Linked DNA regions of Homo sapiens: regions 1 and 2 are each linked to region 3. A link is an interaction called in ENCODE POLR2A ChIA-PET data of the cell type or tissue named here. Cell type or tissue: MCF 10A. All regions are shown on one strand. Links, peaks and the distances in the headings refer to the core of each region. The heading gives the core; the rest is flanking DNA. Region 1 overlaps ARL5A (ARF like GTPase 5A). Region 2 overlaps CACNB4 (calcium voltage-gated channel auxiliary subunit beta 4). Region 3 overlaps CACNB4 (calcium voltage-gated channel auxiliary subunit beta 4).

The links. ChIA-PET counts read pairs that join two places held together with the same protein. Peaks named below come from ENCODE experiments on the same cell type or tissue, not always from the same donor. Only the 100,000 strongest peaks of a DNase experiment are listed, where the experiment ranks them.
Region 1: POLR2A ChIA-PET joins it to region 3 with 5 read pairs; 2 of 35 experiments call an interaction of 5 or more read pairs at or near these places.
Region 2: POLR2A ChIA-PET joins it to region 3 with 8 read pairs; 1 of 35 experiments calls an interaction of 5 or more read pairs at or near these places.

The regions. Positions count from the first base shown.
Region 1 is chr2:151,803,896-151,814,746 of GRCh38, forward strand. ARL5A (ARF like GTPase 5A) reads right to left here. Exons shown (of 6, transcript NM_012097.4): 3 at 10,274-10,421; 4 at 8,462-8,545; 5 at 2,926-3,077. Among named protein-coding and RNA genes, the nearest start is that of ARL5A, 19 kb to the right of the region's middle. In MCF 10A, for the core only: CTCF peaks have their summits at 4,621 (motif pointing left) and 4,868; no DNase peak of the experiment used is centred there.
Region 2 is chr2:151,852,500-151,863,350 of GRCh38, forward strand. CACNB4 (calcium voltage-gated channel auxiliary subunit beta 4) reads right to left here. Exons shown (of 14, transcript NM_000726.5): 10 at 8,212-8,321; 11 at 2,725-2,876; 12 at 949-1,044. Among named protein-coding and RNA genes, the nearest start is that of ARL5A, 30 kb to the left of the region's middle. In MCF 10A, for the core only: no CTCF peak of the experiment used is centred there; a DNase peak (open chromatin) is centred at 5,332.
Region 3 is chr2:151,922,596-151,933,446 of GRCh38, forward strand. The region is part of intron 2 of CACNB4 (calcium voltage-gated channel auxiliary subunit beta 4); the gene reads right to left. Among named protein-coding and RNA genes, the nearest start is that of ARL5A, 100 kb to the left of the region's middle. In MCF 10A, for the core only: no CTCF peak of the experiment used is centred there; DNase peaks (open chromatin) are centred at 5,136 and 5,996.

The sequences.
Region 1 (10,851 bases), core at 986-8,985, 120 kb before region 3:
AGACTTACATACAAAACTGTTCATTAAAGTACTTTTAATAGGAAAATAATTTTTGTCTAAAAATACAGAAAAAAATAAATTACAAGACATTTGTATGATGAAATATTTAAAATTTTCCTTTAAAAAATGATTTCATAATTCTCATCACCAGGAAATGGAGGAAATAAAACCATTTTATAATAGGATAAAATGCTCATGATATAAATGAAAAATGGCAGGATATTCAACAAAATATATATTGTAGTTATTAAAACAAAGTATACACATGTTACATAAATATTATAAAATGTAAGTATGTAAAACTTTTGAAGGCAATAAAATTTCTTATCAGTAACATCAGTTATCACTGAACAACTGGTAATTGAACATAACCCAAAATATAGAAAACGATGTTCACTGTGGGAAAAGAAACTAAAAGTTGAGCAAGAGAGAAATGGTTGTACACATTAAGTTGCAATAAAATGAAGAACTGTTATAAGTATTAACTATTATCTATGACAAGCTTTTGCAGACATAAAAAACTATGTTACAATATTAAATTTTTTTCAATTCAGAGTTTTGTTAAGTATGAGTCTAATAACGTAAAAGAAGACACAAATAGAAAAAAGATGGCAATGAGGTAAATAAATGGTTGTTTTGGGGTGGTTGTCCCATACTTTTCTCCTGTGACTAGATTCATTACTTTTAAACTACTGATAGGAAACAGTACACAAAAATAATAGATGAAGAGATTGTTTAACTCCAAACTGATAAATGAACAGTAGTTACCTAATAGCAAACTAGAAACTAACTTAATATCCATTCTCTTAATTAATCTTTACAACACTGAGATCAGAATCCTTCCAATGTTACAGAGGAAACCCAGGGTTGGCAATGTTAGCAAATGGGAAAAGTAGGAGTCAAATGAAGCCACACACTGAAGTTTGTGATCTCCAATCCACTGAATCAAAACGCTAATCAATACTAAAACCAATAATTTAGATCAAGGTAGCTGAACTATAAAAGAAAAACAGAACATTTCTCTCAAAACCAAACTCATCTATTATTTTCCTATTTTTAAAACAAAATTGCTTTACCTCTTTTTAAAATGAAATTGAGTTAATATCTATACTAATGATACATTTTCCATACAATTATCAAAGTATATAAATTAAATCTTATGTCAATCCTAGATGACGTGTCTTTATTGACAAATATTATAAATCCATGCTTTTGCTTGACAAAGATATATATATTAGACTATTTGACAAAGAAATACTTAACATATTTTTACTTAAATGAATACATGGATAATTGGTATTATCTGTGATTTTTTTAATGAACAGTTTTTTTTTAATTAAAAAACCTTTTTTAAGGTTCTAATTATGCTCTTCCAAATGTCAGTAACAGTGCCTTCTATTAAGATTTGCCTTCAATAATTCGTTATATTTGGTTCACCCTTCATCGTGGTCTTGAAAGGAAAACAATTTCTCCCACTTCAGCTAATTCATCTATACCCCATGCTTTTGTCCTTTCCTAACACCTCAAGAACCTCAACCCCAAACTTAAGACTTCTATTTAGAATTCACCGCTTATTTCTCTTTTCCTCTGCTTTTAAATGCAATCATGCATCATTTAATGACAGGGATACATTCTGAGAAATGTGTCAGGTGATTTCATCATTGTGTGAACATCAGAGTGTACTTACACAAACCTAGATGGTATAGCCTAGTATGCACCTAGGCTCTGTGCCATACAACCTGTTGCTCCCAGGCTACACACCTATACAGCATGTTACTGTACTAAATTCTGTAGGTAACCATAACCCAATAGTAAGAACTTTTGTACTGAAACATATCTAAAAATAGAACAGTTATTGTAAACATATAGTATTTTAATTTTATAGGACCACTGTCATATATGTGGTCTATCACTGACCAAAACATCATTATAGGGTGCATGACTATATATACAGATGCACCATATTTTGGAAAAACAGCAACAAAAATTGTACTTTAGTTTGGTCCTCCTTTTAGCTTTTTATCCTATTTCCAACCTCCTCTATTTTATCTTTCCTTCCTCTTCTTGCCACACTCTAGAGTTTACAAAGCTATTTTTGCTTCCTAAAATCTACCTCCTCTTTAAACTACACTTACCTCATGCCCACTTTCTCAATGCACAGAATTTGTTCTGACAAACTGGTTGAATGTACTCATTTGTTGTTAATTGAATGGCATCCTCTCCATCTTCCTGGTCCTTGACCTTAGATTTGACAATGCTGACCACACCACTTCCTTCTTGAAATACTTTCATCTCTGGGTGCTAGACAGGGCAAACTTCTACTATAGGCACACACTTCTCTTCCAACATCTATCATTCCAGAACCAAGGACCATCATTGCTACACTCTCTCCAATTCCCCCAATCCTTCTTTTGTTTAAGTGCATCAGTTCCAACAGTAAATAAACCCAAAGTAGTCTCAGACATGAATTCTCTTTGATTTGAGCTTCTTTATGCAGAAAATATCACTTAAAAACAATTACTCTGTAGGACTGTTATGGGGATTAAATGAAGCACTATATGGAAAACACTCCAGACATAGGACATGCTCGGCACATGTCAGGTCTTCAGTTCCACTATCATCGTAAAATGTATTTCCTAACTTCTCCAGCTCTCACTGATACTCCCATTTCTCTGAGCTCCTATAGCAATTATAACAGCTACATGCTTCCATGTTCAGTAGGTTTATGTGTATTATGTTTATATTGTTTTACTATTTACAGAACCACCCTAAAAAGTCTCTGATTATAGACATGAACTACAGCTTACGTCTGTCCCTTACGATGTTTTATACACAATAGCCTTAAATATTTAGGAGTTTAAAGAAGATATACATGTTACTAAGCAAAATAAATGTTCGATAACATTTAAGAGGAAGATGTCTTACCCCTCGCCAGTTAGAGCACAGCATGCCTGGATATGCCACTGGTGATCTTTAATAGAAGTTAGCTTCAAAAACTGGGAGATTTCTGCTACAGTCATGCATTCTTTAACATCTTGTTTATTAGCAAAAATCAGCAATCCAGCTTTTCTTAGGTCCTATTAAAGCAAATAAAACTGTAAAGGCCAATACATTTTCCACATATTTTTCAACTTCATTAACAGAATCTTTTTCACAATCTTAGTAAACAAGAATTTCTCAACTATGTGACATAAAAGCATCTCAGTGCCTAGGCTGATAACACATTTTTTATACTTGTATGTGTTTACATATTTCTTATAGTCTCAGACAACAATTTTTTATGGTCCTAAGTGCTGTATTTAACAGTCATGTTTCCCAGTATATACACCACCCACCCCCTAAATCCAAAATTAGGCTTAAATGGCTAAGAACTACCTTTTAGCCTAATACTTGAGAGCTCTCCAAAATTTTATCTTGCCTATACTTTTCTGCTTTACCTCACATCACTCCTATATAAGTACTCTGCTGTAATTAGCAACCTATCCTACTGCTCTCTAAACAGTTTTGGGCACTGCCATCTCTATGTTGTTCAAATCATTTCTCTTGCATGTATTTCCTTCCCTCCAACCTCCTAAACCAGCCTTTCCCAATCAGGATTCCACAAGAGAATTAAGCTCCAAAGAAAACGATGAGTGACTACATTGCAAATCTCCCAATAATGTACACAGCTAGTACCTTCTAGCTGCATAGGAAATAAATGAATTCATTACAATGTATGCCTTAAAACCTTAGGGCTTAATTCTCAGTTGAAGTTCTATCCTAAACCAATCCTATTCACCCTAATTTCTGTCATTGTATATGAAGATTTCTTAGATTTGAATATGTAATACAGCCATCTTGGAGTGGCATTAAACTTATCAAGTTTCCCCAATTAGAAGTTCTATCACTTCAATGCTATGACTCAGAGGCAAGTTCTTTAAGCTTTCTGAATTTGTTCCTCATATCTTTTACTGAGTATCTGATCTGAGCAAGACACCTACTGCATTAACCCTTTTCCGAATGTAATTGTGCACACTCCAAATAACTGGTATAATGTTTTACTCACTAAACAGGCCAAAAGTTCTTAGTCTCTTCCTGCCCCACTCCTCTCTACCTGCCAGTTTTAAAGCCAGGGACTTCCTTGATAATCTGTTCAAAATCACAGATCTTTCCCCCCAAAACACACATATGCATATACACAAAATTTTTTTAAGTTTATGTACAATTTGAGGGTGTTAATAAATAGCCTAAATTCCCTACATGGATACTGGGCCAAGAATCCATGAAGGATGTACTCAATTAGCAAGTGAAACCCTCATAAAATTCTGCCTGTTACATATTAAGAGATATAAAATTAAGGTTTTGGTGCCACACTTGCAAGTTTTCACAACTGTTGAATGGCATTTGTCTTCTTAGGGATTTTACTGAGATATTTTGGTTTCAATAATGTATGTGTTTGAATAAATAAAATCTTCAGCAGATACAAAATGACTTTTGTTAGAATACAGTTTTGATGATTCTTTCTGATGCAAATAAAAACATTAGTAGTATATTTGTATTTCTTATTTGGTTAAAGGAGTTATGTAAAATATTTATATAACAATCAAGACTGACTTTAATTACAGTGCCCTCTGCAGGATGGCAGCTATTAATGCTACCACAGTTTATATAGTTATCTCATTAAGTATGGTCAGAAAGGAATACTGCTACAATGTTTGCAATTTTAAGATTTCATGTTCAACTAGTTTCACCTATATTTCAGTTCACCTGCCTATATCAAAGGCAAAAAACTTGAAGAGATAAAGTATAACTTGTATACATATAGTCATTATCAAGGATATACAGTAAATATTTTTTCTTTTCTCCTAAACAGAAAATGAAACCATTCATCAGCCAGGTGTGGTGGCTCACACCTGTAATCCCAGCACTTTGGAAGGCCGAGGTGGGTGGATCTCTTGAAGCCAGGAGTTTGAAACCAGCCTGGCCAACAGGGCGAAACCCCGTTTCAACTGAAAATATAAAAATCAGCAAGGTGTAGTGGTGCACACCTGTACTCTCAGCTACTTGGGAGGCTGAGGGATGAGAATAGCTTGAACCCAAGAGGTGGAGGTTGCAGCGAGCAAAGATAGCGCCACTGCACTCCAGCCTGGGCAACAGAGTGAAACTCTGTCTCAAAAAAACACAAAGAAACCATTATCAATAGTTGTTATGTGGCTGAGTCAATAAGTAGATGGACTTTCCATGGGATTTAATTCCTAACTTCCTATCTTCTCAGTTTCAGTACATCTTGCTAGTGTGTGCTGAAGTCTTATATAGGTCAAGTTTGCTAATGTTGACATGTTGAAGGAACAACCTTCTGACAAATACTTGGCACAAGTTAGGACACACGGTTTATATTATTATAAGTAATCTGTATTCACTCTTAATGATGAAATTATTTGTAGAAGCCCCTGAACTGAAAATTGAAAAACACAAAAAACAAAGCCATTTAATAAAAGGTCTCCAAATATCTTAAATCAGTTTTTCTAGATCTAAAAGGTTCAAACTTTAATTTAGAGTTCTTGACTTCTAAGAAGTTATTTTATCAATTTTTACATATTTAGAAAGAGAAGAAAATCTTCATTTGCTTTTTATTATATAACCTCAAAACCAAATATGTATATATTAGAACAGTAGAAAATAGATATATTAAATTAAGGCTGTTCATCAACGTGACTTAACAAGAGGTCAAAGTATAAGGTGAACAACGGTGATCTTTTGTACATAAACCATTTCAAACACTTTAAAACCACTTCTGCTACAAATTTCTAGTCTAAGATATATTTTAGTTTTATCAAGGAGATGAATAACAGCAATTGCAAGACACATTTACTTAGCATCTTCTATATACCATATATAGTTGTCAATTTGTTTCTTAAAACTTCATTTGGGGACTGGGCGCTCACGCCTGTAATCCCAGCACTTTGGGAGGCTGAGGCGGGCAGATCACCTGAGGTCAGGAGTTCGAGACCAGCCTGGCCAACATGGTAAAACCCCGTCTCTACTAAAAATATAAAAAAATTAGCTGGCGTGGTGGTGGGCGCCTGTAATCTCAGCTACTCTGGAGGCTGAGGCAGGAGAATTGCTTGAACCCAGAAGATGGAGGTTGCAGTGAGCCGATACGGTGCCACTGCACTCCAGCCTGGGCAACAGAGTAAGACTCTGTATCAAAACAACAACAACAAAAAAAAAAACTTCATTTGTGAAGGTAACTCCTAGAAGTTGAGTCATTCTGAATAAAATTTCAGACTTTGGTGTTTGGAACCATTTTAAAATTAATGAGTTCTAAAGTTGTATACTTCATTTATGATAAAACTTTGAAAATTATTTTAAAATTTTTACAGTTTTGTATTTTGTAATAATGTAAAGAGTCATTATCAGTGATGACAATAAGATTTTGTTGATTTATGTAGTATGTAAGAAACATCCAACTAACATCATGTCTACATTTATTTTTCACTCACACATTCTCACTCTTTGATCCATTTGTCTCTCTGCAGAATTTTGCCTGTTTGGCTCTTCTTGACCCTACTGAGTACCTTGCTCAAACTCCCAACTTCATCTGTAATTCCTTTCTTCTCTGGTCATCTCCTCATTCAGTCTCCTTTCACTTTCCAACTAGGCCCTACTTAGGTCTTCTTTTTACTTCTGCTAATAAAGAGTCTGAATGAGAATACTCAAGTTCAAAACCTGGCTCTTAAAAAGCTAGTCAAGTCACATAACCTTTCTGGGCCCCAGTGTAGTCACCCATAACAGATAACGTTAAGTGACCTATGTAAGTTAATGCCCCCAGCTAGTAAAAATCAAAGACTTTGAACCCTACTACTGGGCTCTTCATATAGTGATCCTGCTGCATATTGGCCAATTAGAGTAAAAATCAGATAGGGAGACTACCTGTCAACAAAGTAAAAGATATAGTCCAGAGACAAATAACATTTGTATCAGTTTTTCTTTTTCCAAAGTCTTCATAAAACCACCCTTTGGAATAAACTGAAAAATGCTGCATTTTTGCAAAATAGGAATTTGAAAAGAAAAAAAAACAAACAAAAAAAAGCCTTTGTCTTCTGCCTCTTTTACGGCTTATTGCTTGTATCCCAACTAGCAATGAATCTGGCGAATGAACACAGAATGGCAAGACGTATTTCTGTAAATCTCCAGGAGGTTTAAACACAGCTGCTGGAATTAGAGTCCAAAATAGGAAAAGGTGCATCTTGGTGGTCATAAGGAAATGAGGAACCTCAATTTACAAAACTACTTTACTAGCTTAGGTTCCCTAAAGCCCTGAAAGGTTGCCTGAAATACACAAAATTCTTAAAGCAAATCTCAAAAGCAAATCATCAAATCAATAACAAAATTAACATAAAACTTCACTACAAAGATATCCGTGTTTTCCTAAGCTTTGCAAAAAATTCCACTGAAATAAAAAACTCTATATATCTAAATATTAACTTTTCTATTCCTATCTATAAATGAGTTGAGAAAGTAGCATCTGCAATAAGATATCCAAAAATAATCAATTTTACTAAATACTATATAAACAGTATAATGTTATAGTTATCAAGTTGACTATATTATTCAGTTTTTTAAATTTATGTTACCGTAATATTTTTCTATTTAAAAAATTTTAATTTTTAAATCTATTTTTATTTCTACTTATTTATTTTTAATTTTATTTTTTGAGACAAGGTCTCACTCTGTCACTCAGGCTGAAGTGCAGTGGCAAGAACAGCTCACTGTAGCCTTGACCTCCTGGGCTCAAGCGATCTACTCGCCTCAGTCTCACGAGTAGCTGGGACTACAGGTGCATGCCACCACACCTGGCTAATTTTGTTTATTTTTCGTAGAGACAGGGTCTTGCCATGTTGCTCAGCTGGTCTTGAACTCTTGGGCTCAAGCGATCCCCCCACCTCAGTCTCCTAAAGTGCTGTGATTACAGGAGTGAGCCACTGTGCCTGGCAGGTTATTTTTCAAGGACTAAGAAAATGTGGCTAGTCATCTAGTTTTGTTTAGTCAAAGGGACAATATCAGAGAAACCTAACAGCAATTACATTTAAATATTAGTCTGCTGAGTAACAATCAAGAATTGCTAAGCACCCAGGTACTTTAAAATCTCATTTCCAATGATAATCCTCTGTATAATTAATCTATTCAAAATGCAAAATGAAAGCCACTTATAGAAATTACTTTTGCCCAGGAAAATTGTGAAACCAAATGTACCTAGGATAAGTGAAATAAAGTTCTGCAACTTACTCCATAATCTTTCTGCTGCTTCTGGATACACTTCCAAACTGGGAGATGTCAGAGTAATTGAGCAGTGTGGCCCGCAAATAACTAATTATTTTTAAAAATTTGAAATTGATAGCACCCTCATGAGAAACTAGAAAACAAAGTATCGATTCCCATACCCTTCCCCATATCTAATGTAAAAAGACTACTTACTTACCTCATGCGCTAACATTTTATAGAGTTCTTCTCTAGTTACAGAAATCCTCTCTCTGTCTGTACTGTCCACAACAACTATTACAAACTAAAATAATTACAAAAAAATTATTAGTGATTATACAATTTGGTATCTGTAAAATTTATAATGTGTTTATTTGACATACAGGCTATTAATATCAAGAAATTGGAATCTTATGGTATTGTTGGAAAATCAGAGCTACCTATACATTGTGAAGCCAAAAGGTCTGATCGATTTTAATATATTTACTAATTTTTAAGAGAAAAGAGAATATGATATTAACATTCTAACTAATATATATAACGCATGTCTGTTTTCTAAACTAGTATCTTGAATGCTAATGGACCTATATCTATCTATTTGCACTACAAATCAACAAGAAAAACATGCAATATGATCCTGAATTTATTACTTCCAGGTAGATATTATTTATTAATATCAATCTGAACACCTAAAAGGGCACGGGTATGGGAGTAAAGTAATGTGACAAGATAAAGAAATCAATTAAAAAAAAATTCAACCAACTGAAAGAATAAATCTCTATCTAAAAACAAGCTCTCTTCCTTACATAAGTATCGCCTGCTACCTGCAAGCACAACCCCTTCATAAACTGATGATGAGACTGGTATCAGAAGGTGCGATGAAAGACTTGTGATTGTTGTGCAGGACTGAGCTCCACCCCAGCTCTTCCTCAACTCCGTGAGCACCCAAAAGCAAGAGATCAGCAGGAACAGATGGAGATTTAACTTACTTACTTTATGATAACATTTATGATGCCCAAGTTGGTTCTGACTGCCTATTAGTAACATGCACTATTTATTTTTGGGACCTAGATCTTAATTTTTAAATAAATTATTATGATTTTCTGGATCTTTTCAATTATTCAGACTTCATCAACCAAAAGGCAGATGTATGAGAGAACTGCTACTTTACCTCTCCTCTCACTTGACAGCTTACTGATAGGTGGCTTTATCACTGTAAGGCCCATTTTATTCCAAGGTATTTTAATAAAACTGTTAATTTTCAGGCTGTTGGCATGAATTTGAAACCTATAGCATATGTATACAGTAGCATATATACCTTTATAATCATACATAACTTCCCTTATTAAAAAATGATTAAATGCCTAATGCAGTGTTAGGAAATCAAGTTGTCAGATACACTTAATGGTTTCTTAATGACTTAAAAGTCAGCTTTATATACTTATAAACCATGCTTTATTAACTTGTAATAATGAACACTACAAAAACAACGGTCAGTCTTTTAATTCACAGGTCTATGCAATGAAGCACTCAAATGTCAAAGGTCTGAAATTTCCTTTGGGAAATAATGTGTAAATAAAAAGATATGACTATGTCTAAAATGCCTTATAATCAAAAGAAAAACAATTATTTAATGTGCAATTGTGTTTTGTAAAAGAAAATAGTAAAACTGGCTAGGATTCAAACCATCAAAACCCTCTCATTTGGTGAGCTAAACTCAGTCAAACATAAATAGAGAGAAATGAAATTATAAACTATGAGATGGAAGTCATTAAAAAAAACTATTAAAGACAAGTTCTGAGATCAATACACAATCAGAACATAATTAACCACCAATTCTCCCTATAGAGGTTCAATGATAGTGGACATATTGAACAATGACCTTGGAATAGGAAATCAGATTTTACTCTGCTTAAACTCTCTATGTATTAACATACTGTGATATTTCAAAAAGATTAACTATAAGGACTCAAATCTAGATGTTTTCCAAGCATTCTGTTTATAGAATTTTAAATATTGTAAGAAACATTACCTCTGTGTTAGTATAGTAAGTGTTCCAGGAAGAACGAAGAGATTCTTGGCCACCAATATCCCACATTAGGAAACGTGTATTATTAATCACTATCTCTTCTACATTACTTCCTATTGTAGGAGATGTATGTACAACTTCATTCATAGAACTGGGGAAAAAAGTTTATATACATTACAATTAGCAAGGAAGCTAACTTGCTTGAACAATTTTTTAATCAAGGACAAATCAGCATGACCTCCTTTTATAATTTATACCTAAATATCTTTTTCCCACTAGTTTACAACATGAGTGAGGGTTTAAACAGGGCTGGAACTAGGTCGTAGGCTATCTGGCATATACTAGGTCATTCCAGGAAACTTTATAGTTTCTACTTTATAGTTTTCTACTTTCTTTTTTTTAATGTTACCCAGGCCGGAGTGTAGTGGTGTGATCATACATAATCAGTGGCATGAGGTTCACTGCAGCCTTGACCTCCTGAATAGGATCAAGCAATCTTCCCACCTCAGTCTCCTGAGTAGCTGGAACTACAGGTGTGCACCACTACATCCAGCTAATTTTAAAATATATATATATTCATA
Region 2 (10,851 bases), core at 990-8,989, 71 kb before region 3:
GGTGCTTCTTATGTTCCTGGCGCTGTTCTAACAGCTTTACCACATATTCACTCACTCAATCCTTACACCAATCCCATGAGATAGGTACTTGCCCAAGATTACATAACTAGTCAGTGTGGATTCAAAACCCAAATATCTGGCTCCAGAGTCTGTGCTTTTACAGGTTATGCTGTGTTGCCCTCTCTAAACATTTGAATCAGATTTCATGCTTCCATAGAGCTTAAACAATCCTACACAAGTGTATAAAACAATCTAGTGAATCCATTGAGTAAGAAGGACAGTTATTTCCTTTACAGAAACATAGGCACAGAAATAGTAAGTCAGTGGGAAAAGTGGAGAGACTGGCCACTGGGGACCCAGTGCCATGTGATAGCAGTTCCATCTCCCACCCCATCCCACCATTGCTCACCTTCTAACCCAGCAGCTGTTTTCTGGCAATGGCACTAGAAGAAGAGTTGCTATAATTTCGTTTTTCATCTGACTCAGCCCTGACTCTTTCATCTACTATAACCACAGGGCCTCTCTAGTTCCAATCAATTCTTGACCTTCAGTGTCATAATCTTTTATGCCTGCTGGAATTTTCTTGCAGAAGAGTTAAAGGAAGATCAAATTGGTATGTTTTCTTTTGTTCTTTTCTTAAGCGTATCCATGTGACTGGAGGCTGAATGCTAAGTGGTTTGCTGCATGTTTGCAAAGCAAACAAGGTAGCAGTGAGAAGAACAGACCCCGGACACTAAGTTCATTTCTTATTACAAGGCAAACACCATCCACATCTGGATGCCTGAATACAAGCAACATAACAGCAGCAGTTTGTTCCAAGAAATCTTTTAGATGACAACATACCATCATCACCATCATTTTAGAATGAAAACAACAATATGAAGAAAAAAAAACCCACCCTCTTCTAACTAGTCAAGAATGATGAAGACAAAAAATGATCATACTTACTGGGGGGCATTGTGCAAGTTTATCAGCTGCCACCAGTTGAACATTCAAGTGTTTACTTTGTGACTTTCCTCTAGATTTAATCAACCGCTGTAAAACCTGATAGAAGAAGACATGAACCTGAGGTATTGTAGATGAGTTGAAAGAAAATCAAATAAGCCAGGATCTTTTTAATGGTCTGCTTGGCCCTGAGTATTATCAGAGAGGAAATGCAGTGTGAGAAATCATATATTTAAACCTGTAATGATGTCATCTGCTTACATTGGCTCTCAGTTCCATGGATTTGATATGTTCATCCTATTCTAACTCTGTGTGAAGTCTCAGGAGGAGCCTGAGTTCCCATCCTAGATTTTTCCCAGAGATTTCAAAGAGAGACCTGTAAAAATGGAGGGAGTGGACTGTACCAGGTCATTTATGTTAAGTAATACTTTAATATTATTCACCTGAATAATGTTTTAGCTCACTATCTCCATGTCAGATAAATGTCAGAGTCATTTTCTGGTTATTTTTGTCACCGATTATTAATGGGACATTTCAGTTTAATTTTAAATTAATCAGACTATTCTGTGATTGGAGACCCAGGCAAAACATTTGTATTAGTATATTGCTACATGTAAACCAGTGATATATCTATGTCTTTTGGCCACTGCTGTAACTGCATTTGGTCATATACTGCCATGTCCCGTGGCCCTTCCCCTGCAAACAATGCTAATCTATGAGCTCTATAATACCCCAGGACATAGGTGTCTGGGAACTCCTGTTCTTGCACTTAAGGACACCACAGTGTCATGGGCAGTGGGAAGGGCTGAACTCTCCTGCACTGCAGTGAAGTGCTTGAACCCCCAGCAGCTCTTTCAATCCATTCTACTGATTCTCAAAAGGCCCTAGTTTGTTCAGGATTCCCAAGTCCACTGCACCAAAGCAGTGTCTGCAGAGATAGATGGAAGGCTAGGATCTCAGAACATCTGGAGGAGAGTACAGCTTCTTTAGACATTCTCCACCCATGAGAGAAGACTGCCATGCTGGTTGGCAGTTGAATTTGTATTTAGGCACCAAAATACACTAGGAGGCACAGAGAAGAAACTGATTATTAAGATAGTACTTCCCAAGGGTAACCATTTCACGTTAACTTTTTAAGAACAACATCCTTTTTTAAAAATGAAAGAACACCCAAATCAAAAGAAACCAATTTGGGGCTATTTCACTTTTATTTTTACCTCCCACAATGGCATAAAGATACAAAGCAAATTTCCCATTGTGCTTATCGTGGAATAACCACATTCTTTCAAGAACTCAACCTAAGCACAAATGTCAGGGTCTATAATGCTTCCATAGGAGATGTTTAAACAGTGATATTCTATTTTATATATGATCAACATAGATGCCTTTTTTGATCAATATAGATGTACTCTCTCAACTAGGTACAGAGTATGGATGACACAGGAATCAACAGGATCCAAGAAATTTACCAATATAGAATTCATAGTCTATGATAAGCCAGAGTCTACTTTTCCACATCTGTCTTAATGTTTTGTTTCTATTATACACTTGCATAACTGTCTTGTTTGGGATCTACAATAGTAGCTTTTAGAAGAAATGAACTATTATATTCTTCACTATCTGAAAATTCATAGAATCTGTACACTGTGGAAAGATTTTAAATGTGCTTATTAATAATCAGCAAGACGTTCTCCTTTGTCCACTAACAAAAAACCACAGAGCAAAACACATTTTTAAAAGATGCACTTCTAAACCTTAAGGCAGAAAGGAGCTAATTACCTTTGGAGATGAGACTTTTACATGAACAATAATTGGTGCTAAGGAAGTCTTTATAAGTTGTGCTGGGTGATTGATGGTGTCTGCATCAAGAACAACCAGTTGCAAAGATCTTGCCAACTCAAAGATTCTTTCAATTTCACTTTGTACTTCCGCTTAAAGGAAAAATAATAAATAGATCCCGGTTATTGTTATGAATTAGTTCTTACATTAGAAAGATATAGTATATTTTCAGATATGTTGGTCTACATTACAAAATAAAACATTTTAAATTTTCATAGTCCTGTCTAATTTAAGACATTTTCTAAATATAGACAGAGATGGGTTGAGTTTTGCATACAACCAGTTGGTAGAAACGTCTGAGATGGCTCTCTTAATTTGCTTCTTCTAGTCAATATAATATTTAGCTGTTTATATAACTACGATGATTATTTTATGTTGTTTTTGATTGTTGTTTTGTTCTAAAGAACTTTAATGTTAGCCATAGAAGCTAAAAGCACATTTAGAAAACAACTGAAATATATGTGCAAAGCAACATCACATGGAAAGCAAATTACACTGAAATATTTCTATCAACGAAGTATAAACTAATACTTTGTGGACATGCTTCTTTTAAAAAAACCCCACAACTCATCTGTTTTGACTGATATGCATATTTTTGTACCACTGGTTAATTGTTCTGAGTCTACCCTTAAAACTAATCATATTACTAAGTCTAGTTAGATTTAAGTACGAAAGCCAATGTACTTGTTCTAAGGCATAATTAGCTTCAGTATTAAAAAAAAAAAAGTAAGGCCAATTATATTAAAACGCTGCAATGCATCTAGATGCAAATCTATCTGGCTGGCTGTAATAGCCAAGTGACCCAAATCTGTGCATGAGTCTAGTCAAATGAAAAATCTACTCTTTTCAAATGTCTGAAGCAATCCAGTTTTTTTTTTTTTTAAGGAAAACAGATAATCAACATAGGACATGGCTTTCTGAAATATAAAAAAGTTTTATATATATATATATTTTATAAATTACCTGACTTATTGGATCATGCCCAAAGTCTGAATTATACTATTTGATTTTCAGAGAAATTGATTTGTTTTCGTTTTTGAGACACAGTTTCACTCTGTTGCCTAGGCTGGAGTGCAGTGGCATGATCTTGGCTCACTGTAACCTCTACCTCCCGGGTTCAAGTGATTCTTGTACCTCAGCCTCCCACATAAATGGGATTATAGGCACACGCCACCATGCCTGGCTAACTTTTGTATTATTAGTAGAAGCGAGATTTAGCCATGTTGGCCAGGCTGGTCTTGAACTCTTGAACTCTTGACCTCAAGTGATGCACCCACCTTGGTCTCCCAAAGTGGTGGGACTACAGGCATGAGCCACTGTGCCCAGCTGATTTTGTTTTTTATTTTTATTTTTTGGCTATAGGTGTGACCAAACAATGCTGTAATCTGGTCCAAAGTACATACAGTACACAAAACTATCTAACTTAAATTATTATTATTAATTTTTAGAGACAGGGTCTCACTCTGTGTCCCATGCTGGAGTGCAGTGGTACAATCACAGCTCACTGCAGCCTCAACCTTCTGGGCTCAAGTGATCCTCCCACCTCAGCTTGCCGAGTAGCTGGGACTACAGGTGCACATCACTGTGCCTGGCTAAATTTTTTATTTTTTGTAGAGACTGGGTCTCACTAAGTTTCCCAGGTTGGTCTTGAACTCCAAAGTCCAAGCAATCCTCCTGCCTTGGCCTCCTGAAGTGTTGGCATCACAGGTGTGAGCCATTGTACCCGGCCTTAAACGACCCTAAAGATGGCCTAGGGAAAAAGGTAATGTTGCTCTAAATATCCTCATTGAAAAGTGTTTGTGATTTGCTTTGCTTATTTAGTATAAATTCAAGTTCACATAGCCCACCAAAAAATTCTCCCTTCCTTAACCAAAAGGATTGACAAGGTGTGCAGGGTCATGAATACTCAAGACTATCATGAAAATCTATTTTCTTATGTTTTGCATGATTGCATAAAATTCTTATTTCCCATAGAATCACTGAAGTTTAAGGCATGATCTGTATTAAAAAGGATTAATTTGAAGAGTCAACATATCACTTTTCATGTTATCCAATACCAATGGCCTGAAAGACTTCACATTGCTTGGAAAGGTGACTAGCTTTCAGAATATTAATGAAAACAAGTGGGCTTATTTGTCAAATTCTTCTGAAATCATATTCTACATTTGTTAGTAATGTAGCATATTTGTCCCCTTTTCTCTCACATGGCAGAAACAGTTTTAAAATAAATTTTCTTCAGAAGGAAGTTTGGAAAATAAAGTCAATTTTTACTGTAGTAAATTTCAGCCTCAGGATGTCAGGGTATGTTTCCCATTTGCTGTTTTCATTAAACTGTCACTGGCTTATGGGAGCTCCTGGCCAGGACTACATGTGAGCAAGCCTATGTTTTCTTAAGCTTCAAATATGAATACAATATTTTCAGAAGCAGCAGAAAGACATTGATGTGAACTGGACTGCCCTGGTACAAATAACCCTCAAGGCACTCTGAGTTTCTGTGTAAATGACTCAGAAATACCTGGGCCTTATTTACTCTGCACCAGCAATGAGGTTAAGTGTGGTTTCTGCCAGGAGCAAGGGCAGCCATACCTACTGCTTAACCAACACAAAACTCTTAGGCAACAGGCACTTGGGCAGAGGAAGAGAGGTGCTTGGGCAGAACAAGCCAGCAGGGATGCTGGAGAAGGCCACATTAAATACTGGGGTGAGCCCAATGTTTGGATAATATGTATACAGAATGTAATAAATATATTTTATCTGTGAGGCATATTTATCTATATAGCTCTTTTTTTGTTTTTTAAAGAAAAAGATCTCAACCAAATCAAAAAATCTTGGCTACCTGGACTGATTCTCAGAGGGGTTCCAAATAAGTTTTCCTCATAATCCTATTCCAGTCAAATGGAGCCCTGGGGAGTCATGGACTATGATGCTGGAGGACCTCGATGAACACTTCTATAAACTGACCATGATGATTTGGGCCCACCTCTCTCCAGGATCCCTGTCACAAATTATATCCCTTATACTCAAACCTGTTCATATTTCTCCCATGCTTAAAACACTTCAATGGCTCCCCAGGGTCCAAAGCAACATTTCCCAAAGTGAGTACTCTGGAACAATAATCTCATAAGATATCCTATGGGAAGAAGGGGGTTTTGTGTAAGGGTTATATTGAATACTATAATAGCTTCTCTTTAGAATTTCAAACATGCATTATCCTTCATATCTTCAAGGCTCTAAGTCTTGCAGAGAAGAAACCTGTCAGTTTAATTCATCATTTCCAAATTTATTTGACAATGGAAAACATTCTGAATGTAACAACTGTTACTATGTTGTAAAATTAACATTGCATGGGATCTATTTTGGAGTTCTCTTTAGCAAGGTGCATTAGAACCCCAACACATTGGCCTCAATCTTTTTCAATCTCTTCTGTTCCTCTCAAATCACACCACCAACTTCCCTGTTCTAAGCATGCTATACACAAATCTACTTGTTTCTCAACAACATATTTTTGTTTACATGTCAATGTCTTTGTACATTCCTGCCTGCCTTGAAGAACCAGCTCAAATATAACTTCTGAGAAGTCTTCTCACACATCTCTTAACCCCTACTCTTCTTTATACCCCTAGTTCCTTGTTCATAATTCCACTGTCACAGGTATTCTAACCATCTGTCTCTTCTGTCTCTTTGCCCATGGGTAAGATACTGTGTGTGGGTTATGTCTTTATTTCCTAAGTCTAGCACAATGCATGGCACATAACAAGTGTTCAATAAACATTTGATGAAGGAATCTACAAATGTGCATTAACAAGCACACAAATGGATCACATTGTGGTTATTATAAAATTAATAGATTGCCATGAAATTAATTCCAATGGTTGTGGGTTTATGACTTTACAGAGTAAAGGTAAAAACCATGAGGTGAGATATACTTTGTTTCTTCTTGTTTACACTAACATGCCCCCCATCCACCCCACTGACTCTGACAGCAGGTGAATGGATTGTAAGGAATGACTTCAGTGAATACACATGAAGCCCTTGGCAGGTGTCAATGGTTAAAGGAGTCAGACAACCTGGCTTAAGCTTTTAATTATCTTTTAGCCTCTCACCATACATTAGAAGGAGTACTTAAAAGCCAAAGACACTATAAGGAGTTACAAAATGGGTAGAAAACAGGAGAGCAGAGAATTGATGTTTGTTTGAGAAACTTCAACCTAACTTAATGTCCCTGTCACCCATGATATTTAACTTTAGTCATTACCTAATAGGATTCACCATCAACACTGCCATTGTACCTCTTCAAGGTCAAAATACTGTGCCTTTGAGCATGTTTCCCTCTGCATGTGGAAGGCTCTAAATACAAGACAAAAGAAGGGACCACTAATCGCTGGGATCTTCCCCTCACAAGCACTGACCACTACTCTATTTGGTATGTTTAGTAATCCTTCACAAAGCAACCATCCCACATTTATTAGCAATTATCACATGCCAATCCCATGTCAGGAACACACAGATAATATTTTGTACCTTCTTTACAAATTGCACGATCTTTGGCTCAAGGTCAGTGGGTTCTTAATGTGATGTTAGGGCATGCACTCTGTCTTGGAAATCTTAATTTTATTTTTCTATTATCTATAGAGCTAATTTCAACAGTTTAAAAAATGTAAGGCATGGAAGAGCCCTATTTATCCTTCCTAGTTAAAACAAGTTGCCCTCAGAATATGAATGTAAAGAGAATCCTAGGAAGTCATGAGTGGACTACACCACCCTTGGCAATCGTGGAGACCATGAACAGGCTTTCCAGATGAACGATGTAATTCACCAGCACTATGGACTCGCTTCTGTGGGTTATGATCCATCCTCCACAGCCCTGCTCACCTATGGCTTGACGGAGCTACTCACTTACAGCCTTTATTCTTCTCCATCATGGGGAATTTTAGGATGCTTTCCAACTGGTACCCCAGGAAAGACATGTTTAAAGTCCCTGCATGTTACTAATGGTCATTGCCATTCACAACACCAAGAACACCGTTATCTAGCTTTTCTTCTAAAGATCTCAGAAGGCTGAACACCTCGTTTCCTTTTATGTCAGCTGTGACTCAGGTATGACAGATATCATTAGCCTTGTTGAGAAGCTGAGCAAAGTGGAGATGACTGGTTTCATGTAGTTAGGCAGGAAAAGACTAGGAGAGCCCATTGAGGATTCTTTCCACCAGACTACTAATTAGCTAATTGACTAAAGCTGAGAGACAGCAAGCTCTCGCTACTGCAAGACTCTGCTGCCTTCTTGTCCATAGCTAGCATTCTTTTTAGGTACTCAGTGCTCCCCCGTTCAGAATGGGGAACAAATTGAAAAAGACATTCACAAATGCACCATGTGTCAGCCCGGTCTGTAAGCACAGCTTGAAGAAGTACCACATTTGAACATCTTACCTAAGCTGGACCGGGTGTTCGAACGTTCAATTATTGCTCTCTTGCTGGGATTATTTAGGACAGACCTCTTAGCAAGAGAAATGTCAGCTGTCACTCTCGTTATTGAAATCCTATGAATAGGAACACAGAACAGAACAAGCCAGTAAAAATGTTATGGGGCTCTCCAAGTGATTTATAACCACAGTACTTAATAACCAATTTACATGCTACAGGGGAACCACAGTATAACAAACATTGGCCACAAGTATTTTAAACAGGCTCTGGCTAGTATCAGAATGCAAGCAGAGCAGAATGGAGGAAGGTTTAAACTGTTTCACACACAAAAAAACCTACTCCAGTAAAAATGTTCTTCCTCCATTATGGCCTGCCTTGCTGAATTCCCTTTATAATATACACCACACCAGGAAGGAATCAAGACATATAAATAAACCATGCTCTTTCTAGGAAGTAGCAATACAATTTGCCACAATTCATAGTTGATTTGCTCTTGAACAAGACCTTCAGGAACTACAAATGCTTTGCTCTGGCATTTAATGATGCCAGTCAAAGCTGGGAAACCCTCTTCATTTTGATTATCAAAGACAATCTACCAGTCTGTGGCTAAGCTGCATTCTTTTGTGATACACACGTGATTCTCCACAGGCCCAAAGGGATACTTCATTTATAAGAATGTGAAAAAATGGTTTTATTTTTTCTGCATGCATAAGATTCTTCAGCATATTTGCATAAGACTTTGAATGCATACGGTGGGCAGTCATAAGGCACTCTAGTTGAAAGTAATGTGAGTATTGTGCCAGGATTTTCTACGTTAGAAAGTATCCTTCGGTCATGCAAGAGAAGAATAAAGCAGGGCCTGGCATGGTGGCTCATGCCTGTAATCCCAGCACTTTGGGAGGCCGACATGGGTGGATCATTTGAGGTCAGGAGTTCAAGACCAGCCTGGCCAACAAGGTGAACCTCCGTCTCTACTAAAATACAAAAACTAGCCAGGCACAGTGGCACATGCCTGTAGTTCCAGCTACTTGGGAGGCTGAGGTGGGGGAGGTCATCTGAGCCCAGGGGGCAGAGGCCGCAGTGAGCCGAGATCACGCCACTGCACTCCAGCCTGGGAGACAGGGTGAGACCCTGTCTCAAAAAAAAAAAAAAAACTGAAGAATAAAGCAAAGACATTGCAAATAAATGCAGAGGGGCATCTATTTGCATATGATTTATCAAATGAGAATATCTGCAACTTAGAATTTAAAGACTATTTTAAACTGAGATTGCTCAACTTCCAATTATCTACCAGTAGAATTCAAAGCTTGCCTCTTTAGGCCAGTTACTGTCACCATGGGCCTTTCTCCATTCTCATCTTCACAGCATGGTTCCCAGAAAGGAGACAAGGAAAGTAGCACCCCTCCCCTTTTATACTCAGTTAGTACACCCATTCTCTTCTGTTTTCAAACTCTTTGGGGATTGAAGCAGGAAGGAGGGTAGAATTATCAATTACTGAAACATATGTCATTTCATACCTGTCTGGGGACAACACTGCCAGCTATGTCAGGAGACTGTACCTGATTTCAGTGACCTAAAGCCTTGGAGAGAATTTAAAATAGTCCTTTCCTCAGATGGTTGGAAATCATTCTTTAAAACAACAGTCTGTGCAAAAGTTCTGGTGCCATTTTAAGCAAAGCACTGCTTGCCTGTGTCATTATGTTTATATGCTGTGGGTTGTCAGGAAGTTTTCAATTCTTAAAATTTTAGAACTGTTAGACCCTTTTCATTATTTGATGCATCTTCAAAATTGTCTCCCGCAGAAACCAAGAGTTTTTGCAGATACACCTCAGGGACTGTTCTGAGGACTAAAGGGAGGTTCAGTGGGCTCCAGCTTCACTATCCTCAGTGCCAGGTAAACATGTCTGCATTTCTGTTTTCTGCATTGGGGCTTTATATATGATTTCACTATAAAAAGCTGTTCAACTGCTAAAAGACACTGGAAAACACTGGTGTAACAACTTTTTCATCTTACCAAGAGGGAAACTGAGACACACACAGAAAGCTGCACATGGTTAGTTACAGCTCAGGTCTAAACTAGCCCCTGGGTATCGGGCCAGTGCCAAGTCACCTGACTCCACCATTCTCTTACAGTTCAGTGTTCTACAAGCCCGAATCTCAAGCTATGAGTCAAGTGGTCAAGCATGGATGCACAGTCAAGTCTTCGCCTTGCTCTGAGATAGTGAGAATTTAAATCAAGTTGAGGTAGAGTAAACCCACACCTGACTTTCTATTACTCCAGTTGGCCACTGCAGCTTTCAGGCATGAAGTCTCATAGGCAGCTCCTTTCCTCTCCAGAATAGGGTTTGTGTGGTTTTTTTTTTTTAATTTAATTTTTTTGAGTCGGAGTCTCGCTCTGTCACCCAGGCTGGAGTGCAGTGGTGCAATCTTAACTCACTGCAACCTCCACCTCCCAGTTTCAAGCGATCCTCCCACCTCAGCCTCCCAAGTAGCTGGGATTGCAAGCATGTGCCACCACACATGGCTAATTTTTGTATTTTTACTACAGATGAGGTTTCACCACATTGGCCAGGCTGGTCTCAAACTCCTGACCTCAGGTGATCTACCCACCTCAGCCTTCCAAAGCACTGGGATTACAGGTGTGAG
Region 3 (10,851 bases), core at 1,643-9,642:
TGCCCAGCATGAGGAGTTTAGATGAAATTTGCCCTGTGTGAGGCAGGGGCTTATATGATTCATGACATTTCCAGTATCAGATCTTTGGCATGTATAGTCTGAAGTTTTCTGACAATCAGAACTTTCCAAAAGATATTTACCAAGACAGTTGCAGTTTGTGGACTCCAGCAGCTGGTAAAACTCACAAATCCTGTTTTCATTCTAATATTTTTTAGACCTTTTGAATTTTGCAAGTCAGTTTCATAAAACATTGAGTTGATTCCTAAAAGATCAAATGTAGTCAATACTGAGCGTTTGTTGATTTTGCCTACTGCAAAAGAACCTCAAGTTGGAATCTCTCTACATTCATATTTGTGAGTCTATGAGGATTGCCAGCTTGTCTTAAGGAACTGTGCTCACTCCCTGCCCAGTTGTGCAATACCCAGAACTCTGAAGAAACAGCAAGGCTGGGCTCATTGCGGACTTGTCTGAATGGGTGTGAGGCAACAGGTGGAACCATGGTGAAATGGAGAGCACATGAAAGTATTTCAGGTAAGCATTATTTTAAGAAATAATAACAACTATGCTCAACCAAACAAAAGCAACTGCAAGTCAGAGTTAGCCTCCAGACTATGTGGTGGCTCCTCCTCCTAGCTATTGCTTCTATTCTGAAACTGGGTCCAACACCTAAACTCCAGAGGACTCCACTACTTTGCTTTTAGACCTCACCTCATTTGCCCTCTCAGTTGCATAGGGCAGGGTGTCCTTAAAGACTCTGCCATCCCATCTTGGTCTTTATTTATGTGCTGGATCTCTCACCTGCTAGCTTGGCTTTCAACACATTGCTGTCTAGACTTGAACTTCCATGCTTTGCTCCCCAGTCTTGGCAGCAGGCCCATGACCCCGTGTAGCCCCTTGCTGAGCACATGACTTGCTGTTATAGAAACTAGGTGCAGGGAGCTGGAGGAAGCCTGGGTGGAGGCCCGGATGGCATCTAGCTGACATTCCATTCTTCAAGTACAAAATATCAGTCTTGGCCAGATAATTTCAGACTGGCCTACAGAATTCTAATGGGAAACGTTTTTGCTAAGCATCAGCCAATAAAAGCTCATTTACAAAATGCAAGAAGAACCATAAGACTAAGGAAACTTGGATTCTATTCCTAACCCTCTTGCAGATTGGCTGGGTAACCCTAGGAAAGTTCCTCACCTCTAAAAATTGATCTGTTTCCTCACGACTAAAATGTGGAAGACTGGGAAATTGTTTCCTGATTTCATGGACCCAACACTAAGTAAAGTAAAATTAAAGCAAGGTAATACTTTCACATACTCAGGCAGTATAATTCGGTAATTTCTAGTAATTCTCCATGAGTTTCCATCTCATCTCCATTCAGAGGGACTGGTTTTTTAATGTGACTCTATGATACATTATATACCTACATAGATACATGCATTTATACATGCATACATACATACGTGCGTGTAATCTATTCTGAAATCTTTTTTTTTTTTTTTTTTTTTTTGAGACAGAGTCTCGCTCTGTCGCCCAGGCTGGAGTGCAGTGGCGCAATCTCGGCTCACTGCTAGCTCCACCTCCCGGGTTCATGCCATTCTCCTGCCTCAACCTCCCGAGTAGCTGGGACTACAGGCGCCCACTACCACTCCCGGCTAATTATTTGTATTTTTAGTAGAGATGGGGTTTCACCGTGTTAGCCAGGATGGTCTTGATCTCCTGACCTCGTGATCTGCCCGCCTCGCCCTCCCAAAGTGTATTCTGAAATCTCTTAAAGTAGATTATAGAAAATTGATTCTGAAATCTCTTACATTGCAGCTATTACTACTATACAATATAATTTATATTGCCACTATATAATATAATTTGTATTATATACATATAATAATATATGGAGGGATCTTCTTACCTCTGCATACTGAGTAGCTGGGACTACAGGTGTGTGCCATCATGGCTGCTATAGTATATATATATAATTACATCATATAATATGTATATATTACACCACCACAGAGAAAAGTTGTAATATGATGAAGGTGAATTACTTATATTAGGAATCCCTAAGAAGCATTCTCAATCCCTGGATGAATAAGAGAAGTTCTGGAATATATTTACCTTAGAAAGTTTTAGGAAGTTTCAGAACAGATTCCACTTTCTGGAATGCCAGACTGGCATTTTTTCAACACAGGGTGTTTATAACACATATGATATCTGTTTTTCATCCTTAGAATTCCAAGCCAACTCCTTTTTGTAACACGGTTGAGGTGTGGTAAGGATAGGTACCCTTTACACATTGTGACAATGATTCTATCGTTTTTTTCAAGGAATCCCACGCAATGCTTCCGGATGAAACTTTCTGACCTATTTAAACAGAGCTGATAATTCCATTTTTATCACCTCTATTATGATATGGATCATATTTGTATTGTACTCAGCTGTTTATTCCTCTGCCTCTCCCACTTATCTGTGATCTCTTTAAGAATATCCATTGGATTTTATTCTTCTTTGTATCCCCAGCACCCAGTGGAGTACCTGGCACATAAAAGCCATTAAACAGTGGTTAGTGAACAAATGACTTAATTAATTGTTAAGGAAAGTTACCTGCACTCTAAGCTACTTGAAGCATTTCTATTATTTTCTGATTTTATAACAGAGAATGAGCAGTAGAAGAATACAGCTATTAGCTAACACATTTTGTATTATTTGGTAGTCACATATCAGAAATAATTCCTTTATATTTGGAGGATGTACGTCCCAATTTCATTTGTACATGTGAAACAATTTCTGAACGTCCTTTAAAAGTAAGGTCCTAAAGTTGAAGTACCATGCTTTTGAAACTGTCTTTCTATGGGTACCAAACCTACAGAGCTGCATTTAAAATCCTATCAAGTTAATGTTTTTGCTGCTGAATGAATTCCATAAGTCACTTATAGGAAAACATCTATCATTTTGGAATCATGTACATTAGCAATCCCTGGTACCTGGAAGAATTTTCAATTTTGTTTGGCAACTGTGCATATTTCTTCTGAATTCAAAGGAGTAGGGTGGATAGGTTGTTTGTAGGATTTGCAAACATCCAAATATAGGGATAGAAAAGAGGAGCAGGGAGGGGGTGGGGAGGGTGGGGAGGCTAGGGTGAAATTCCAGGGAAAGGGCCTTAGAGGCTGGTGTAGGGGGCAACAGCAAGGTGGTGGAGAAGGGTAACATTCAGAATATACTGTGAAGACAGAACTGACAGGACTTGCTGATGGATTGGATGCAGGATGTGAGAAGGAGAGTTAAACCTGAATCCAAGGTGTTTGACCCAAGCAACTAGAAGAATCGACATACCACTTGCTGGGATGTGAAAGACCACAGGAAAAGCAGGTGAACCCAGATCTGGACATGATTAATTTGTTTGCCTATTAAACAACCAAATGGAGGTATTGAGTAGGCAGTTGGAATTCAGGAGATAGGTTAGGACCAAAGTTATAATTTTGGGAGGAATGTTAGAATACATTGAATATTTTAAAGCCTCAAGGATGGATGAGATAAATGAAAGAATGTATATAGGCAGAAAGAGAAGACATTGAAGGACTGAGTGCTGGGTCTCCAAAATCTAGCAGTCAGAAGATGAGGAATCAGTATAGGTATCTGAGAACTAGTTGCCAAAAAAGCCAGAGGAAAACCAAGAGAGTGTGTATCCTTGAAGACAAGTGAAGAAAAGTAAAGAAGAATGATCAGTTTTCTCAAATACTGCTCATAAGGCAAGCAAATCATGGGCCACAGCAATATGGAAGTCATTGGCAACCCTGACAAGAACAGTTTCACTAGATTATGGGGGCAAAAGCCTGATCAGAGCAGACTCAATAAAGGGTGAAGAGAAGTAGAAGGCAGGGAATAGAAAAACTCTGAAATGGAATTTTGCTATAAAAAGCAGAGTCTCTAAAATGAGGGTCCCCAAAGAATCTATGGATAGAATTCAGAGAGCTCAGGGATTTTGATGGAAAAAAAATTACATCTGTATTTTGACTCCTCCCTAATGCAGCATTTTCTTCAACTAATAATATAATAGCAGCATCTGTTACTTCATAGCCTATAGAAATTGTGGATATTTTCATATTACATTATAGTTGTTACATATATCTCAAAACATCATGCTCATTACTATTTCAAATTTACAGTAATTACTGTACCCATCACTAGGTCTCATGTGACTGTGCTCTTCTGCTCTACAAGTGCTCCGATGGAAGGAAACTTCTTATACTGAAGAGTGACAGGTTTTGGAATCAGAAACCTTGATTTAAATCCTTGACTGCTACTTACTAACTTTGCCTTTGGGTGTCTAACTCTCTAAGCCTCAGTTTCTTCATTTGTAACATGCTACCGTATCACAACAGTGGAAAGTTATTTTGATCAGTATATTAATATCCTGTGTTTCTTTTTTAGCCTTATGTTTCACTTTAAGCACTTTAAAACATTATTCTGAGAAGGAGTCCACGGCTTCACCAGACCATTAAAGGTCTTTATGGCACAAAAAAGTTAGGAATTTTTTTGGAAATGTTTCTGAAAATGTAAGGCAGAAATGGATAGGAGAAGGAGAAAGAAACATCCACAGAGGATTTTCTAACATGGGAGAAATAAGAGAATATTTGTATTGCAGATAAGAATGATTCAGTAGAGAGAGGGGAAATTGGTGATGCAGGAGTAGGGAAAACTGCTAAAGCAATGCTCTTGAGCAGGCACAAGGAGATGAATCTAACACACAAGGGGAGAGGCTGGGCTAAGATAGGTATGTGGGCCACTCGTGCAGTTATAGGAGAGAAGGCAGAGAATATGGGCAGAGCCACTCGCTGGGAAGATGTGGTGGAAAGACCCTATGTGGGCTCTATTCTGATTGCTCCCATCTTCTCATTAAAATAAGAAGCAAGGTCATCAGCTGAGACTGAGGATGGGGGAAGAGGTGCTGGAGTTTGGGGAAAGAGCAGAAGGTATGAACAAATTGGTTGTCTAGAAAAGTAGCACAGTGAATGGACTGGTGAGGGGTAACACAACTGGTGAACAGCACTGAAAACTCACTTGAGATCAATGATCACGAACTGCAGGTGAGTCAGCGCAATTGCGTGCTTCACCCAAGTCTTATCCAGCTGCAGCAACGCAGGTGCTGAGTAGGTGGAGGGTTGGATATAATCAGGGTTGTGCAAGTGAAGACAATGCAACAGAACAGCAAGACTGCAAAGAGAGGCTGATGGGCTGGAAAATAAAAAGCTCTGGCACAGTAGCGGTGAGCTTGACCAGACAGATTTATTTCTGCTTTCTGCTTTTCCCCTCACTCCTTCTTTCTTGAGAGTCAAACATAAGAAAAAGGAAAATCTTTGCGCAGGCAGCAGCAGAAACTGAAAGGCCACAGAATGGAGAGGCAGGAGTGGGCTGTGAGTAAGCACAAGCTGGAGCTGGGTATGAGGCAGCAGAACCAGCAGCAGACTTGGCCATGTGAAGGGCTGCACATCAGAGAGAAACTCCATCAGCTCCGGCTGCTCAGGGCATGGCAGAGAACCTGGTTCCTGGGGCTGCTTTGAACTCTAAGTATGAACAGCTATCTATTTCCATTAAAGAGTATAAAAGCAAATGATAGTCATGTATTGCCTAATTTTAAAAGAATACCTTTCTATTACTGAATGACTATCGACTTACAAACAGGAGCTTTTGACCAGTTTGATGCTCCCTTTTACAGCGCTTTCTACATTTTGTGTTAAATTGTAGATACCTGAATACTAAATAGAAGTGTCTGAATAACTCTAATGTAACAGAACCAAAAGCAGCCCCATAAAGGCAAGGACCATGCCTCATTTATTCCTGTGCCTCCTAGGACATCCCTTTGTGTTTGGTAGGCAGTCCCTAAAGGGACAGGTGTGATAACTCTCAAGGGATTACACCCTGATTATATCTCACCCATTTCTACCTCCTTGAGAAACTGAGTTGCCCAAGTAGTCAGAAAGGTAGTTGCGAAATCAAGCTGTGGATATGCAATCTCTGTGCTTCGTTTGGTAAATAGTTCCAAACAAACAAACAAAAAGGCTGGGTGCAGTGACTCATGCTTGTAATTCTAGCACTCTGAGAGGCCAAGGTAGGCACATCACTTTGAGTTCAGGAGTTTGAGACCAGCCTGGGCAACATGGTGAAACCCTGTCTCTAAAAAAATACAAAAATTAGCAGGGCATGGTGGTATGTGCCGGTGGTCCCAGCTGAGGCTGGAGAATCGCTTGAACCTGGGAGGCAGAGGTTGCAATGAGCTGAGATTGTGCTACTGTGCTCCAGGCTGAGTGACAGAGTGAGACCCTGTCTCAAAAAGAAAAAAAAAAAAAACATAATGCAAATGGACTCACTCACTATACTGTCTGAACTCAACAAATAGTTCTTCACTTTCTGCCTCTTTTCAGTAAGCTGGCTTTGGTCTCTAACTCGTGGAGATTCTGCTGAAGATATTGCATTCCAACCCAGAGCTTTGGCTACCTACTGTCATTCCATCTAAGGCTGAAAAGCCATCACAGTGCTTACATAATTCTACTCAGTCCTCCTACTACTCAGGGGGAAGCAAGGAGAGATGGAACCAAGAGGAGACACTATCCTCTAACTTCCAGAAGATGAGGAAAAGTATCTGTAACTTCCAAAAAAAAAAAATCACTGATATGAGTACATTTCAAACATATTTTTACTGCCACTTACAGTAAGAAATTTTACCATATGACCCAGTAAATGCACACACATACGTAAAACTAAAAGGTAAGACTCATAACCCTTACTATATGTAATGTTCTCTGATATTTTTCTATTCTACTTTTACCTCATTTTTAAAAAACTCTGGTCATAATATACCAGAAGGCTTTAATGACCCACAAATGGGTTATAACCTGCAGTTTGAAATCATTAGCCTATGTGAATTAGGAAACAAAAGATACCATTGTCTTTGTTCTGTAATAGCACACAACATTTATCAACATGGAAAATAAATCTCCATAGTGGAAAGGAAGGGGCAACAATTACCATTATTTGCAGATAATATGACTGTATACCTGGGAATTCCAAGAGCATCAACTAAAAAAACTAAGAACTGCATAAATTGATTACTACATTAATATGTTAAAACTAATAGTTTCCTTTTATCCAACTAATAACCTGACAGAGGACAAAGAGAAAAAAACAGCAACCATTTAGGATAAAAACAAAATATGTAGAATACTTGGGGAGAAATTTCCAGGCTCTATATGAAGAAAAACAAATCTCCCCTGATAATCATAAAATAATTGAATAGAAGGTCATGCTTTGTTCTAGGGTGAGAAGACTCAATATAATAAAAATATAATCTTTCCCATATTAAATTTAATATAATCATAATCAAAATACAAACAAGATTTGGGGAACATTTTCACAAAATCATACACAGATTTATACAGAAAAATAAATTCGTGATAAAGACCAGGAAAACTGTCAGGAAAAAATAAGTGAATGGGAGAACTAACCCTGCCAAATATGAAAATGTATTATAAAGCTACAGTAATTGAAACAGTTTAATACTAACCCAGAAACAGACAAAATAACCCTAAACAGAGTTCAGAGAAAGTTCTACGTGTCATATATGGGTGTTTGAATATGGTAAATGAAGCTCTTCAAAACTGAAGTGGGATAAGGAGATGACAGATTAATGATAGATGTTGCAAAAGCTGGCTGGCTTTTGGGGCGAAAAAGTTAGGGTGGATTCCTACTTTGTTATTCTCCTAAAGACTTAAAGGGTAAAAAAATTAAACTAAAATAGTGTCAGAATAAAGTATATAAAACTAAAATTTTTTGATATGGGGAGTATTAAAGCATGATCCAAATCCTTGAAGTCTTAAAAATCATGAATGAATTTGTCAATATAAAATTTAATACACATGACTGCACAAAGATAGTTGTGTAAGGATGTTATCTGCAATATTGGTTGTAATTGCAAAGCACTGAGAACTGCATACCTGCTCATTAGTAGGGGATTGGTGAAACAAATATTATGACACAACCCAGCAGAGGATTGCTAGGCAGAAGCTGATAACAATGGGGTAGATCTAGAAGTACTGATATGGAAATGGGTTAAAGGTAATATTGTTTACTGAAAAGGAAAAGTTCCAGAACACTCTATACTCCTTTATTTTTTAAACCCATTTATTTTTACATATGTATGTATATGTACATGCATATATTTACATACAGTATATATGTAATATTTACATATAGTTCATTATGTAATATATGTAGCATAATACTCTCTATAATATTCTACAACATTCATTTGCCCACTTAATACATCATGAAGATAGGAAGTGGTTGTTATCAACTACTTATGGGAATTAGAATTATGGGACTCTAGATCTTTACTTGATAGTTCATATCCTTCTACACTATTTGAAGTTTGTTTTTATCATGATCTTTTAAAAAGCAGAAAACACAAAACATGCCAGAACCATATCTAAGTAAGGCATACTCCCTCTTCCCCCATTTTCTGTTTCATCAGTTAAAATATATAAACCTATAAACCCATTTCCTCTGGTTGAATTCTCAGGTTATCCCAGGTCACTGCAGTATACCAGCTGGCTATTGATCAAGAATTGCTAAGGAATCTGTCCTGTGCTTGCTCCAAAAGTAGAACCAGTTTATATGAGTAATGCTAACTAGTCACTGGAATACAGTATCTGGAAGCCTATTACTGATATTTCTATAGACAAACTAAGCCCCGAAGTTGCCCTAAAGTGGCAAGTAACATTTAGTTAAGCTTAGCTTTAAAATCCAGGGTCTGTTTACTGTGTTCTAATTATTTTTCCTGAATGGCCTGCTTATCCAGTCTAGTTGGCAACAGCATGTGTAGTATGTGACACATAAAGGCTTACTTTCAGGCTCACAAAAGGAACATGGCAACATCAAATTCATGACATTCAGACATCATTAAATTACAGGCTCAAAGAAGCTCCCAAAGCACATTTGGAAGCTCCCCCTTGGTCCCAGGAACTCTCTGGCATTTTTATGAAGGCATAAGGCAACCAAGTGGCAATGGGGGGGTGACCTCTTTCATCACTCTAGGAAATCCTTCTAGATATTCCTGTAACTGTTAAGAACTGACATTTCAGGATTTTTTTTCTTTAAAAATAATATTGTTCAAGTTGCACAGTAAGCAAACAAAAAAGATGAGTTCTACCTCTTCTCAACATTTCATACAGCTCAAAATGGAAAAATGGCAATCTAAATTTCCATTAGTAAGTTAACGACTAAAAAACTATAGTATACCAGTATATTATGCAACTATTAAAGAGAGATAACTCTCCCTCTATTGATGTGGAAGCAAGCTAAGTATGAATATGACACAATACCATTTTCTGTAAAAATAAACAACCAAAAATATGACAAGAGGTATTTGCACATGATTGAGCATGAAGAAACATACAGAAGGAGAGACACCAGGCTGTTAATGTTGACTTTAATATTGGAGAAGATAAAAATGGAAGGAAGCTGGGGAGAGACAGCTAACTTTTGCTTTTATATATCACTGAGTTGTTACAATAAGCACATAAAATATAAAAACATTTTAAATAACTTTTATAAATTGTAATAAAATATATATTTTAAAATATAACTAAAATTACAAATTATAAGAGTGGGGGAACTCAGTAAAATGGGCCACTGAGAAAGTAACACATCTTGGAAGAAAGAATCTGTGCCAGGATGACAAATTTTTACCAGATCTCAAGGCTACAGATGAAACATGACCCATAAACTCTGAAATATCCAGTTAATAGCAGTCGATATACCCCACAAGAGGGAAGGAGCTTCACCAGTGGAGCTCGAGGTTATAGACAATGCTAGAGAACACATATCTGATATGAGTTGAATTATGTCCCCTGAAAAAGATATGTTGAAGTCCTAACCTCCAGTATCTCAGATGTGATCTGATTTGGAAACAGGGTCCCTATAAAGATAATCAGTGTTGAAATGCAGTCATTGGGGTGGGCTCTAAACCAGTATTGGTGTCTATTAAAAGGGGAAATTTGACCCGCCTGGCCAACATGACAAAATGTCTCTACTAAAACTACAAAAATTAGCGTGGTGGCGTGCAACTATAATTTCAGCCACTTAGGAGGCTGAGGCACAAGAATCGCTTGAACCTGGGAGGCGGAGGTTGCAGTGAGCTGAGATTGCACCATTGCACTCCAGCCTGGGCAACAGAGACTGGATCTAAAAAAAAAAAAAAAAAAAAGGTGGGGGGTTGGGGAATTTGGACACAGGGACAGACACTAGAGGGAAGAGAATGTAAAGTGGCACAGAAAGAACACCATTATGCTGCCACAAGCCAAGAATACCTGGGCTATGAGAAGCTCTAAGAACAAAGGCAGGCTCCTTCCCTTGCAGGCTTTAGAAGGAACATGGCCCTGCCAACACCTTGATTTTGGACTTGTAGCTTTCAGAACTGTGAGACAATAAATTTCTGTTTTCAAAACCACCCAGTTGGTGGTACTTTGTTATGGCAGCTCCAAGAAACTGATATATTAGGCTGGTGCAAAAGTAATTGTGGTTTTTGCCATTAAAAACAAAAAAAAAGCAAAAACCATAATTACTTTTGCACCAACCTAATAGTATCCAATAAGGTAAACTAGAAATCTCAGTGTCTCGATGTTGGCCTTATTAGATATTTTACATAATTTAGCATGTTATTAACAGGATATTCTCTGCTTGTTCTGTGGACACATGCCATCTCTTCAAAAGACAGTAAGGCATCCTGACCATGTCTCACTTTACAATGAGCTAGTATTTTGATTATTTACTAAATAATCAACATTGAGCTGTACATGCATTATTTTA